2 separate regions of the Mus musculus genome follow, and region 2 is linked to region 1. The links are chromatin loops, found by intact Hi-C in ENCODE. Cell type or tissue: heart. All regions are shown on one strand. Links, peaks and the distances in the headings refer to the core of each region. The heading gives the core; the rest is flanking DNA. Region 1 overlaps Cmss1 (cms small ribosomal subunit 1). Region 2 overlaps Cmss1 (cms small ribosomal subunit 1).

The links. Peaks named below come from ENCODE experiments on the same cell type or tissue, not always from the same donor. Only the 100,000 strongest peaks of a DNase experiment are listed, where the experiment ranks them.
Region 2: a loop joins it to region 1, with 4 times the contacts of the local background. A loop is called at or near these places in 2 of 42 quality-filtered maps.

What each region holds. Positions count from the first base shown.
Region 1 is chr16:57,591,009-57,597,577 of GRCm38, forward strand. All of the region lies in intron 1 of Cmss1 (cms small ribosomal subunit 1), which reads right to left. Among named protein-coding and RNA genes, the nearest start is that of Cmss1, 13 kb to the right of the region's middle. In heart, for the core only: a CTCF peak has its summit at 2,876 (motif pointing left); no DNase peak of the experiment used is centred there.
Region 2 is chr16:57,359,620-57,366,188 of GRCm38, forward strand. The region is part of intron 1 of Cmss1 (cms small ribosomal subunit 1); the gene reads right to left. The region is part of intron 1 of Filip1l (filamin A interacting protein 1-like); the gene reads left to right. Among named protein-coding and RNA genes, the nearest start is that of Filip1l, 9.6 kb to the left of the region's middle. In heart, for the core only: a CTCF peak has its summit at 3,581; a DNase peak (open chromatin) is centred at 3,612; H3K4me3 peaks cover 789 bases; H3K27ac peaks cover 989 bases.

The DNA.
Region 1 (6,569 bases), core at 1,346-3,845:
GATTATTATGTGTCGGGAGGAATTTCTTTTCTGGTCCAGTCTATTTGGAGTTCTGTAGGCTTCTTGTATGTTCATATGCATCTCATTCTTTAGATTTGGGAAGTTTTCTTCAATAATTTTGTTGAAGATGTTTGCTGGACCTTTGAGTTGAAAATCTTCATTCTCATCCACTCCTATTATCCGTACGTTTGGTCTTCTTATTGTGTCCTGGATTTCCTGGATATTTTGAGTTAGGATCTTTTTGCATTTTCCATTTTCTTTGATTGTTGTGCCGATGTTCTCTATGGAATCTTCTGCACCTGAGATTCTCTCTTCCATCTCTTGTATTCTGTTGCTGATGCTCAAATCTATGGTTCCAGATTTCTTTCCTAGGGTTTCTATCTCTAGAGTTGCCTCGCTTTGAGTTTTCTTTATTGTGTCTACTTCCCTTTTTAGGTCTAGTATGGTTTTGTTCATTTCCATCACCTGTTTGTATGTTTTTTCCTCTTTTTCTGTAAGGACTTCTACCTGTTTGTGTTTTCCTGTTTTTCTTTAAGGACTTGTAACTCTTTAGCAGTGTTCTCCTGTATTTCTTTAAGTGATTTATTAAAGTCCTTCTTGATGTCCTCTACCATCATCATGAGATATGCTTTTAAATCTAGGTCTAGGTTCTCAGGTGTGTTGGGGTTCCCTGGACTGGGCGAAGTGGGTGTGCTGGGTTCTGGTGATGGTGAGTGGTCTTGGTTCCTGTTAGTAAGATTCCTCCGTTTACCTTTCGCCATCTGGTAATCTCTGGAGTTAGTAGTTATAGTTGACTCTGTTTAGAGATTGTTCTTCTGGTGATTCTGTTACCGTCTATCAGCAGACCTGGGAGACAGATTCTCTCCTCTGAGTTTCAGTGCTCAGAGCACTCTCTGCTGGCAAGCTCTCTTACAGGGAAGGTGCGCAGATATCTTGTATTTGGACCTCCTCCTGGCCGAAGAAGAAGGCCCAACACAGGACCTTTCTCAGACACTGTGTTGCTTTGGCAGTTCCCAGGTGGTACAGACTCTCACCTAAGCAGACTAAATTCCTAAGTTCCTTGGAGTCCCGGGACCAAGATGGCGACCGCTGCTGCTGTGGCTTAGGTCGCCTCCCCAGCCGGGCGGGCACCTGTCCTCTGGTCCGGAAGGTGGCCGGCTGTCCCCGGCCCACACAGGGTGCTGCCTCAGCGCCTCTGTGCTTCTGCCTGTTCCAGAAGCTGTCAGGTTCTCTGGCGCACCCTCTCACCTGTTCAGACTAATTTCCTAAGTTCGGCGGGTCCGGACCAAGATGGCGACCGCTGCTGCTGTGGCTTAGGCCGCCTCCCCAGCCGGGTGGGCACCTGTCCTCTGGTCCGGAAGGTGGCCGGCTGTCCCCGGCCCACGCAGGGTGCTGCCTCAGCGCCTCTGTGCTTCCGCCTGTTCCAGAAGCTGTCAGGTTCTCTTGCGCACCCTCTCACCTGTTCAGACTAATTTCCTAAGTTCGGCGGGTCCGGACCAAGATGGCGACCGCTGCTGCTGTGGCTTAGGTCGCCTCCCCAGCCGGGTGGGCACCTGTCCTCCGGTCCGGAAGGTGGCCGGCTGTCCCCGGCCCACACAGGGTGCTGCCTCAGCCCCTCTGTGCTTCTGCCTGTTCCAGAGGCTGTCAGGTTCTCTGGCGCACCCTCTCACCTGTTCAGACTAATTTCCTAAGTTCGGCGGGTCCCGGACCAAGATGGCGACCGCTGCTGCTGTGGCTTAGGCCGCCTCCCCAGCCGGGCGGGCACCTGTCCTCCGGTCCGGACGGTGGCCGGCTGTCCCCGGCCCACACAGGGTGCTGCCTCAGCGCCTCTGTGCTTCTGCCTGTTCCAGAAGCTGTCAGGTTCTCTGGCGCTCCCTCTCACCTGTTCAGACTAATTTCCTAAGTTCGGCGGGTCCCGGACCAAGATGGCGACCGCTGCTGCTGTGGCTTAGGCCGCCTCCCCAGCCGGGCGGGCACCTGTCCTCCGGTCCGGACGGTGGCCGGCTGTCCCCGGCCCACACAGGGTGCTGCCTCAGCGCCTCTGTGCTTCTGCCTGTTCCAGAAGCTGTCAGGTTCTCTGGCGCTCCCTCTCACCTGTTCAGACTAATTTCCTAAGTTCGGCGGGTCCCGGACCAAGATGGCGACCGCTGCTGCTGTCCAAAACAGGATTCTTAAAGAAAGCGGCCGGAGACTCCGACTGAACCAAACTGAAAACATCGCATGCACCTGCAGTTTTTTGGTCACTGAAACTCACAACCATTTAAGTGACTGTGGCAAGCCCGGAGTCTACAGAGTGTGACGTTTCTTTTTAAGAAGCAGCGGACAAAGCAAGCTAATTCTCTGAGAATGTAATGAATATAAATATAAACATATTTTTCTATTGTTTCCTAAACAGAGCTTTTCTTCATTGAGCCCATCACCCTTGAGACTTGTTATCCATTCCAAATAGCGCCTTTCATGCTGAGATGAAGATTCAATAACTTTTTTTTAAAAAAGTTTTTTCTTCCATGAATGAACTTTCCAACTTGCTTAATTCCCTCCCAGACATCTGCTTTCTGATGAAACCCAGGAGCCTTCGAGTAGAACAGTCACTGTGTGGTCTTAAAAGAGCCACATGCATGAATCTCTCTTGCAATATGCACTCCAAATTTGGAAAGAAAATTTCTTGGAGCTATTTGACGTAACATTCTATAAAAATGATCCAAGGGATGACACATTATACAGCTCCATATTTCATTTACAGAAACAAGTCCAAGTATTAAATTCATACTGTGAGAAAGAAAAAAAAATTATTCTCTGCCCCAACACAGTTGCAGGAATGACATTTGGGGTTGTCTTAATAAAACTAGTCTCTGCTGCCATCTAGAGGTAAAGACTGCGTAATGCAATCAGTCCATAAAGGCCAGCGTTTGACCATTTTTAAGCTGTAAGTCATTCTTCACCAATACACAGCAATACTACTGCTGAGCTCCACCATCACCATGTGTGATGTTAGGTGGGTGTTTCAGACAGAGACCTGCGGGGCTCATGAAACGCAGCATCTTAGGCTCCAACAGTATCTGGGCATGCCATGCACTTTAGGATCTGATGAACATCCTGCCAGGTGACCACTGGGCCAAGGCACTCCTCTCATACCTCTCCTACCTTGGCAGGTCCGAGTTCCCAGTGAAAGAAAACATTGGGATCTATCTATAGTAGCTTCAGCTACAGCAGTTTTTCTCCAAGAGCAGCAGGCTACCCTTCCCTGCACCAGAACAAATTACCCTCAAGAATTTATTAAAAATGTGGATTCTATATATATGGCTACAGAACAACTTAAATGACCCCTCACCAAGGACTCTGGACACTAAATTATAGAAAACTTCTGTACTTCTTGACAAAGTTAAGGGGCTTTACAGAAAGCTATTCGGGAAAGGCTGAAACAGATTTCAACTGAAGCTTCTGTCGTTCATGGTTAGGTGTTTGGGGGACACTCATAGAAATGACCTTATCTCTGCTAATTTTCCTGTTTCATGTCTTAACAGTTTAGTATAGCATCTTGTAATTATATGCTTTTAGAAAGTGTTGAGAATAACAAAGAGCTCTTACAATACCACTAACCTGAGCGGACCACTAATGTCACAGATGCACAATCTGCAGCAGCTGTTCTCAACCTGTGGGTCCTGGTTCCTTTAGGTGTAAAACAACCTTTCACAGGGGTCACCTAAGACCATCTGCTTATCAGATATTTACATTTTGACTCCTAAGAGTAGCAAAGTTGCACTTATGACGTAGCAACAGGAATAGGGGTCATCACAACATGAGGCACTGTATTAAGGGGCGGCAGCATTAGGAAGGTTGCAAACCACTGATCTACAGGTTCTGCATGCCTAACCTGAATGTTGTAAGTCTAATTTCTTAGTGCCATTATAAAGTCTAATTTCTTAGTGCCACTATAATGTCCTAAGTGGACAACTCCACACCTTATCTTACATGACATGTAGTGGTCAATACACAGCTACACCAAAACTAATGTATAAAATTATATTCATTCTATTGTATAATATATATGTATATGTATGTATGTATGTGTGTATATATGTATACACACACACACACACATATATATATGCATATATATATATATATATATTTGGCTTTTGTGGTTAGATGTGGATCTCATTGTGTATATGCAGATTAAGTCCCAATATTCAGACATTCAAAATACTTCTGATTCCCAGTGTTTCAGAGAAGGAAGTCAATTTGTAGTTCTTAGTTTCTTAAAAAAAATTCTGTAGAAGCATTTTCCTATAACTTGAAAAGTTATTAAAGTCATTACTATGTAATGACATCATAGTGCTTCTATATAATCATACTTTAATTCATTTACTACACCCTCATCATTGTTATCTATGTCTACTTTTTCATTCTAATTAATGCAAAAATAACTACCTTTACTCGTCTCTCTAGTTACTTTCTAGAAAAGGTCTCTAACTTAAAAAAAAAATGGAGATGAATTTTAAGGTACTTGAAATACAGTGCCAAGTTGTTCCTTCCTTCATTTGGACATTGATTGCTGTTGTTGTTATTATTATTATTTAAAATAAACAACAAACACCTGCCTGTCTGAGAGGCAAGAATGTAGACACAGCCTGTCAGTGCTAGATGAGACCAAGAAGCCAAGTCAGGAGCCATGAGACTGGAATGGGACTAGGACCATCTCACTGGCATGTCTAGGATTAACACCAGAAAGGTGGTGAGAATATAAAGCTAAACACCCTCTGTGCCTACGTACAGGACGACTTGATCTGTGCAGCACTTGCACATGAAAACTATTCATGGTGCTATATGTTTGTTTTGTTTTTTTGTTTTTTGTTTGTTTTTTGAAACAGGGTTTCTCTGTGTAGCCCTGACTGTCCTGGAACTCACTCTGTAGACCAGGCTGGCCTCGAACTCAGAAATCCACCTGCCTCTGCCTCCCAAGTTCTGGGATTAAAGGCATGGGCCACCACGCCAGGCTATATGTTTGTTTTAAGTGAGTGAATGTTACTACTATATTAAACTCTAACTACTTGCACTGGCATCTGAAGGTCATATTTGTACTCCCTTACAAAACCATGTCTAAAACTCTACATTAAGTTTCATTAGCAATTCTAGCAATAAATGTCTAATCCCCTTCACATCAAACACCTTCTACCCTTCTAGTTCAGTCGGCTTCAAACTCTCTTATGATCCACAATCCCTAAGAACAAATACAGGCTAGTATCTGAGCATGTGTGTATGCGTGCACATACACACACGTGCGCATATATATATATATATATATATATATATATAAACTGAAGCAATATTCATAACTTAGTACTTGTCATATCAGAGACAGAACATTTGATATTGTGCATTCCAGTCTACACTCCTCTACTTAAGAGAGATACATCTAATATACATTTTAAATCAAATACTCAGTGATTTGGGAGTTAAAAAGCTCAACAGTATCAGACCATAAATTTGGGATTATAGCCGGATGTGGTGTCGCACACCTTTAATCCCAGAACTTGGGAGGCAGAGGCAGGCAGATTTCTTCGTTCGTGGCCAGCCTGGTCTACAGAGTGAATTCCAGGACAGCCAGGGCTATACAGAGAAACCCTGTCTCAAAAAAACAAAAAAATATAAAAAATAAAAATTTGGGATTATGGAATATGATGAGAGTCATATATACTATAGTTTAAGGTAAACATAAACAAATACACAAAGGGATTTCGATGTACTCAATCAGTACAATAAAATAAAAAAAATGAAGGATAATTATAAGATGGTATCTCATATAAATAGTACTAGAGTCTACAACAATTGAATACAATGAACTTTTAAGATATTTAACAATATTCACATTTATGAACTCAAAGCAAGAAAAGAATGATGTGCCTGGGGAAGGGGGTGGGGGGTAATCAACTCAGGCAGAAAGACTGCCACAAGTTCAAAGCAAACCTGGGTGGGGACATGGTGAGCTTCACACCAGGCTGGAATACAGTGTGAGACCTAGTCTCAAACATACACACCACCACCACCAAACAACACAAGCAAACAAACAAAAATGACAAAGAAAGAACATATATCTTATAGTCAACCGGATAATAAGAGATCCACGGTGTTGAAAACTTCCAGTCTATTGCCAGCAAGTATTCTTTTTTTTGTTTTGTTTTGTTTTGTTTTTTCGAGACAGGGTTTCTCTGTGTAGCCCTGGCTGTCCTGGAACTCACTCTGTAGACCAGGCTGGCCTCTGCCTCCCAAGTGCTGGGATTAAAGGCGTGTGCCACCACTGCTAGGCAAGTTTTCTTAAACATTTTCATTTGTCCCTTTAAAAAAAAAGTGGAAAAATTAGTTCTTAGCCATCTATGTAACTAACATTCTGCTAATCTACTCCTTCAGCCTATACATCACCCAGGTTATGTAACTCCTTCCAAAGTCCTTCTATGTTAACCAGTAAGCAAACAGATAATCCTGCCTCTGCAATGTGCCCATCTCCACCTCCACTGCTTCCACATCCTCTCATAAGCAACCTAGTTGGAAGCAGTCCACTTCTCAGCTAT
Region 2 (6,569 bases), core at 2,545-5,044, 230 kb before region 1:
ACCCAAAACACATCCTTCTGCCTCAGCCGCCTGAGTGCTGGGGTAACAGGCATGAACCACCCTGCTGGCTAGAAATGTGTCTGTTGGCACAGAATAGAATAGTCATTTCCTTCTCCAATAATTCTTGAATTTGATGCTTTCTAACCTAACAGGCAAATTGCCTATGACTGAGTAGTCATATTTCTACCAGTTTCATTGTAATTGCCTTGAAACAATTTAGACAGCCTTCTACTGCTGAATGAATATTTAAACTACAGCACAACTGTAGGATGAATTACTCTATAGCACTAACAATACAGCAACATGGACAAACCCCAACTGTGCTAGGCTAAGGGAAACAATCCAGACTCAAGAAGCCGGACTCTGCATAAGTGCAATGCATATGGCACTGTAGCAAATGAAAAGCTACAGGGACAGAAGGCAGATCAGCAACTGCAAGTTTCTAGGACCTAGTGGAGAAGTTTCTGTAAAGGGGTAGAGGGGGGCTGTTTTGGGGTGATGGAACTTCTGTAGGTCTTGACTGTAATGGTAACATCTGTGATCTCTAGTGTTTGTCAGGATTTGTAGAAGAGAACATTATCTGAAGGGTAACTTTTACTGTTGGCAAAGTGTATCTTAAAGATCTGTATGACTGAATACTGAGAGCCTTCTGCCTCAAACTTCAAACGTCATATTCTGCTTTGGTGTTGATATAATGGAGTTCTTGAACAGGGTTGTTCTCATTTGAAGACACGTTAGGGGGTCGGGGGATGGTTTGGTGGCTTACAATGCTCTACTGCTCCTGTAGGAGATCCAGAGTTCAATTCCCAGAACATAGATGCCAGCTTATAACCACTTGTAATGTAATGCTAGTTCCGTGGATCCAGCACCCTTTTCTGACCTCCACAGGCACTGAGTGCATGTGGTATACAGACATTCATATAGGTAAAACACCAAACATACAAAATACAAATAAAAAAAATCCTAATTTAGAGAAGCCAGGATGCAGTCCATCTGACACATGCTACATGGGGAGGTGGGAGGTACTCAGAGGTCCACCTGCCACATGCCCCCCTGCATTGGGTACCACTATGATATGCAAACATGTGGCAGAGACATGGGAGAGAAGTGGAATGGTTTCTGCATGATGAAGAGAGGTGAACTGGAGACCAGAGGGTGGAGAGGAGTAGCCTGATGTGAGGAGCCTACACTGCCACCTGAGATCACGAAGTCCCTCCTGTACTCCCAGTTAGGGTGATGTCTGGGTCCATGGCCTTGCAGTAGCAGCTGGACATGTCTGTGGCTCACATTTTCACCAAAGGCCATTTGGACTTCCCTGTTTTGGGCTGTTGCCTGGGAACATGTTGATGTCTAAGGGCTGTGCAGGGATGGCCCCACCCCTCCTTGGCTGTAGCTCTCTGGAGAGGAGAGCAGACCCTGCAACCTACCTGGGAAGCATAGTAAAGCTGGTCTGGGTGGCAGGGTGAGGTAAGCGGACCCTGAGGGTGTTATCCTAGGAGAGCTGGCCCCACCACTCATCTGTTGTGAGATGGTGTGGGTGAGGGAGACACCCCTCTACCCCGCTTGCCACCTGCAGCAGGCAGGAGAGCTAGCCCCAGGGTCATGGAGTAAGAGAGCAGTTCCTGCTCCTCATCAGATGCAGCACTGGGGAGAACTGGCATCTCACCTGGACAGTACAGCAGAGCCCTCAGGGCGGGAGAGCGGGAAAGCGGGAGAGCAGGAGAGCTGCCATGGGATGAGTTAGCTGGGGCCGGCCGTGCTGGAGAGCTTGTGAGCTGACCAACCCAGCTAGGCCCAGATTCAAGGCTATGAGTAGCCAACTCTAGCATTTACCCTATCTATGAATTGCTAAAGCACGTGAAAGGGGTGATCCTGCGGATCCAAAGCTGCAGGATCTCCAAGACACTGGGCAACATTAGGATATCTGAGAGCAGTCCTGGTGAGGTTCCAGTATTGATAGTGTAGCAGAAGCCAGAGGCCTCGGACCAGACCAAAGACTCACTGCAATGAATATCTGCAAAAGAAGATGTGGGCCACACTGTGACATACTACAGCTTCCATGCTGAGATGGTTTTGTTTCTGTTTTTTAATTTTCATTTATTTATTTACCTTTTTTGTGGGGGAGGTTGCAAGGGCAGAGGGAGGATACGTAGGTAAGGGGAGATGGGTGGAATTGGAGTGCATGATGTGAAATCCAAAAAGAATCAATAAAAAAGTAAGAAAAAGGGAAAAGATCTCTTTCTCTTCCTCCCTCTACTCCCCTCCAACCTCAAGTCAGGATGCTAAAAGAAAGGAAAAAGAATATTTGAAAAATGTCTGATGAAGTTTACCCACCATGTTCTCAGATGAAGAACTGAGGCAGAGGAAACTGTTGGCAGAGAAATTTGCCAGTGTTTTTAAGATATAGTAAAATTTATCAACCTTTAGAATCCCTCAAAATTCAACTCTAAATACTTTCTGTGTAATACTGACTTATAAAACACTGTCCAGTGAAAAAAAATCCTGGGGGGAAAGATCTATGCAATTTTTTTTCTTCAATTAGCTGCTCTCCTGTTAAGAAACTGGCTAAAGGCTGCTTGCTGGCTTCTCAAAAAACAGTCACAAATTAATTTGATCTAATTTTCCTCGTCAGACATCACTACATGCCTGACTCATCTAAGAAGATCAAAACCACCACTGTTGCAGTCTCTAATACCACACACTGCAGTCAGTGTAGGGATATCACAACGGAAGGCCCAGCCAAGCCTGGAAGGGTATGCGTGCTCCTGCTTATTTATTTATGCTACAAACAAATGGCACGCCAAACACCATTGTGGATCCTACAGTCGGCTGTTGATCTTGGAATTTTAACATATTAGCATCTAGATATGGAGCCATGCCCAACCATTAGAACAGAGAAAGGACTGTTTGAGTTGAAAAGATATGAATGCCACACAAAACCAGAATGAAACCAGTAAGTCTGGGAGTTCATTATCGTAGTGTGTAATGTCCTGGAGCATGGACTCTTCCCAGATGGCAGCTCTGGCTTTCCACTTCAGTTCCATTCCATCTTCAACAGCTATTTAACCTCAAAGGTTGTGGGGCCTGGTCCCAGGCCGAGCACAGGTCTGGAACCCTGGTGACCCTAAGGGACCGGTAGGTGTTTGGCCACGCCTCCTGGTCCCCTGGCTCCTGTCACAGCTACTGCCTCCCACAGCCCCCTGCAGTGGCGTGTGGCCATCAGTCATGTAGGCAATGCCCCAAGCTCCTGGTATTCTGTCTGGACTCCACTCTCACAGTTACCTGGCAACAGTCAGGTAGGCCTGGCCCACTATAAAAGAGGCTCCTTGCCCCCTCCTCACTCTCTTGCCTCTCTTACCTCTTATTCTCTTGTTCTTCCTCTTGCTCCCTTGCTCCCCCCTCTCTGCCTTCCCTTCCCCCTCTTTCCACACAGCCACGGCCGCCCTCTGCTTCTCTACTTTCTCCCTCTCTGTCTTTCTGCAATAAACGCCTTAAAACCACGGACTGTCTCTGCTCATCGGAACCGCCGTGCTGATGCAATGGAGCGGGCTTCCCTCTAAACAGTCCTGCATGTACCCGCTAGAGGCCTCCCTGTGCACAAAGCCAAGGCCGCCAGCTAATCCAAGCCAACCTACCCGCTGGCGAGCAAGCCAGACTCTCCACCCTTCAGGACCCAGCTGGAGCCCTCTCCTCTCAGTCCCTTTCCCTTCAGTCCCCAGGACAGAGTCCACCCGAGGTCCCCACTCTCTTCTCAGCTCTTCTGAGACATCCAGCGGCATCTGAGGTGCCCAAGAGCGAGAATTTGTCATCCCTGGCCTCTGTGTGGCCCAGGGACTCCAAAACTGGACCTTCTACAGTACCCAGCGGCATCTGTGGAGTCGGAATCCAACTCCCGCAGGTCCTCGGGAACCCCAGACTGCGCCCTTCCCCACCCCAAAGCAGGATCCCGAGACTTCTCACAGTCCAACCCACGAGCACTCAAACTCCCCACGTCTGCCTGGCCCTGAGCAGCCCTAGCCCCAGTGGACGCAGGACCCCATTGTCCCACAAAAGTCCTCAGTTTTCTGAACTACAAAATGGAGATAATATCTAAACCTGCCTTTGCTGTGGGCAATAAAGGGGAGATATAAGGTAGGGAGCATATTTATAATGGTATAAAAGTATTTAATAATCGGGTGCTGGCACCACCATTGCTAATACAGAAAACTATCATGATGCTAGCTATAGTTTGGGCCTAAGGAGTCCAGTGTGACTATATGATATACTAGCCCCTTCAGAGAAGTTGATTAATGGTATAGGCTATAAAAGGGTGGTTGGGGAAGCACATGAAGGGTGCTTTCTTTGGACCCTAAGTTACGACCATGACTCCAGACTCTACACACCTGCCAACAGGTATGAGTTTAGAAAGCAAAATGCCATGTTTTGAGCACTAAGAAAATCTCCAGGAAGTCAATTCTTCAAAACAAAACTGAAATTTCCTTGATGAATGTTAAAGAGCAGAAATATCCTTTTCTCTCCTTGGAGGATCTCTGGTTTTATGCAAGAAACATTTAAAAAAAAATTAACATTCTCTTGCTCACTTCTGTCATACAATTTAAATTATATAATGGAAGCTCCATACTCAAGAAGGTGATAATTTACAGCCTCACAGCCCAGAGGATTCTGAATAGACAGTAAAAATCTCGAGTGTGTTCAATTTATTCCAGAATAGGAAATGAGTCTTCCTGCCCAGCAGTCATTATTTATGGAATGCAACCTCAGAAGAATGTTGGTGCTGGGTGTTAAACTACTCCTTGTGAAATAAGGCTCCGCCACAGGTTTCATTCAGTTCTTTTCCTATTTGGAAAGACAGCATTTGTACACACTAGGAAGCAAGCTTTACTACCCCATCACTAGGCTGTGTGGATGCATTAGAGACCTGCTAAACAGAAGACGGAAAAACATCAGCTCAAATCACAGTGGATCTGTTGCTCCCAAAGTAAGCAAAGCGACCAGGACATCCCACTACCAACGAAGTGTCAAGAGAGAGCAGTGTGTCTACGGAAGGAAGGGGAACTACAACTCAAACCCACTCAAACTGTTGTCCCCAGATAGAACCACAAAGCCACGGTTATGACGTAAACAATCTAGTTATCTCGGCACTAGTGTGGTCATGTGTCCAGCTACACCTGGATAGTTCCCTTACACTAGGCAACTTCAGCTGAAAAGTCCACCTAGGTCTGCCATAGCTAAGTGCATATAAAGTAAGGATTATTTAACAGTATGGAGTAATATAGTGATATTCACCTGCACGTGCTTTGCTATAACAGTAGCGCTACCAGTTTGGATAGGCAGTTACAAATTTCTTGGCTGACTCCAAATCCAGAGAATGACAGCTTTTAGCATTACATCAGATTCCTGTTAGTGGCAAGATACAAGTCACCATTTGGTGTGTGTGTGTGTGTGTGTGTGTGTGTGTGTGTGTGTATGTATGTATGTATGTATGTATGCATGCATGCATGCATGTATGCTTTCTTTGTAAAGGATTTATTTATTTATTTATTTGTGTTTGCTTGTCTGGGGTTTTGTGGTGTCTATGTATATGTGTGTGTGTATGTGTGTGCACTTGCACACGGGTGCAGGGTATTGAACCTGTATCCTCTGCACGAGCAGTAAGCAGGTTTAACCACGGGTCTGCCTCTCCCCCTCTGGTCACTATTTTAATGGGACTTTAGTATTTGTACTTTTAACTTAACCGACCAGAAAACATTTTTCTTCGTTTCCCTTCGCAATCATCTATTGTCTTATTAATCAGCAGAGTTATAAATATTTTTAAGCAGCAAAATAACGTAATTGTTTCAAATATATGAAAGCATACTGCAGCCATCACAGTCTTAGGTCAGAACAACTTCATGCATCGGATGGGGTTTAAAGTGTTTTCTAGATCCACAGGACGCTGACACACAAAGTGGGAGGGTCAGCAGCATCGCACCCAGGGAAGGGGGCAAGCTCTGGATCCTGAAACCCTTACCAGGGACACACACTAACAGAGGAGGCGCATGCACGGAGGCAGATGTGTCTGCAACTAAGGGAACCCAAGGAGTTTTTATGCTTTTCTGACATCTCAGAGACTTTCTTTTTGGGACGTAATATACCTCGCCTAACTAATCCCAAGAGTACCAATCCTGGCTAAATTAGCATACACTCAAAATTCATCAAGCCTAGGCTGGTCTGGAGAAAGTCTGTGGAAGTTTAGTCTGACATTTTTAAATCTGCAAACATATAGTTTGCTTGTCTGATTTATTGATGTCATGTCTGTTTGATTGCTCTATCAACCCCACCCAACCATTCACATTTCAGATTCTCCTGTGCATCTTATGCGTACCACTATTTTTGTGTAATTGTTTGCCTTGGTTTCTTGACTCCTAAGCACAGCTTCACTCACCTATCAGGCTTGTGATGGTAAAAGATTCGTGTCAAGATTGACCTCTAAGATGATAGCATTGCTGAGTTCTCAGTGGGAAGGCGCAGCTATTTATTAAAAATAAAAAGGTCTTCTGATGAAAGATGAAAAACCAGTTACCCAACAG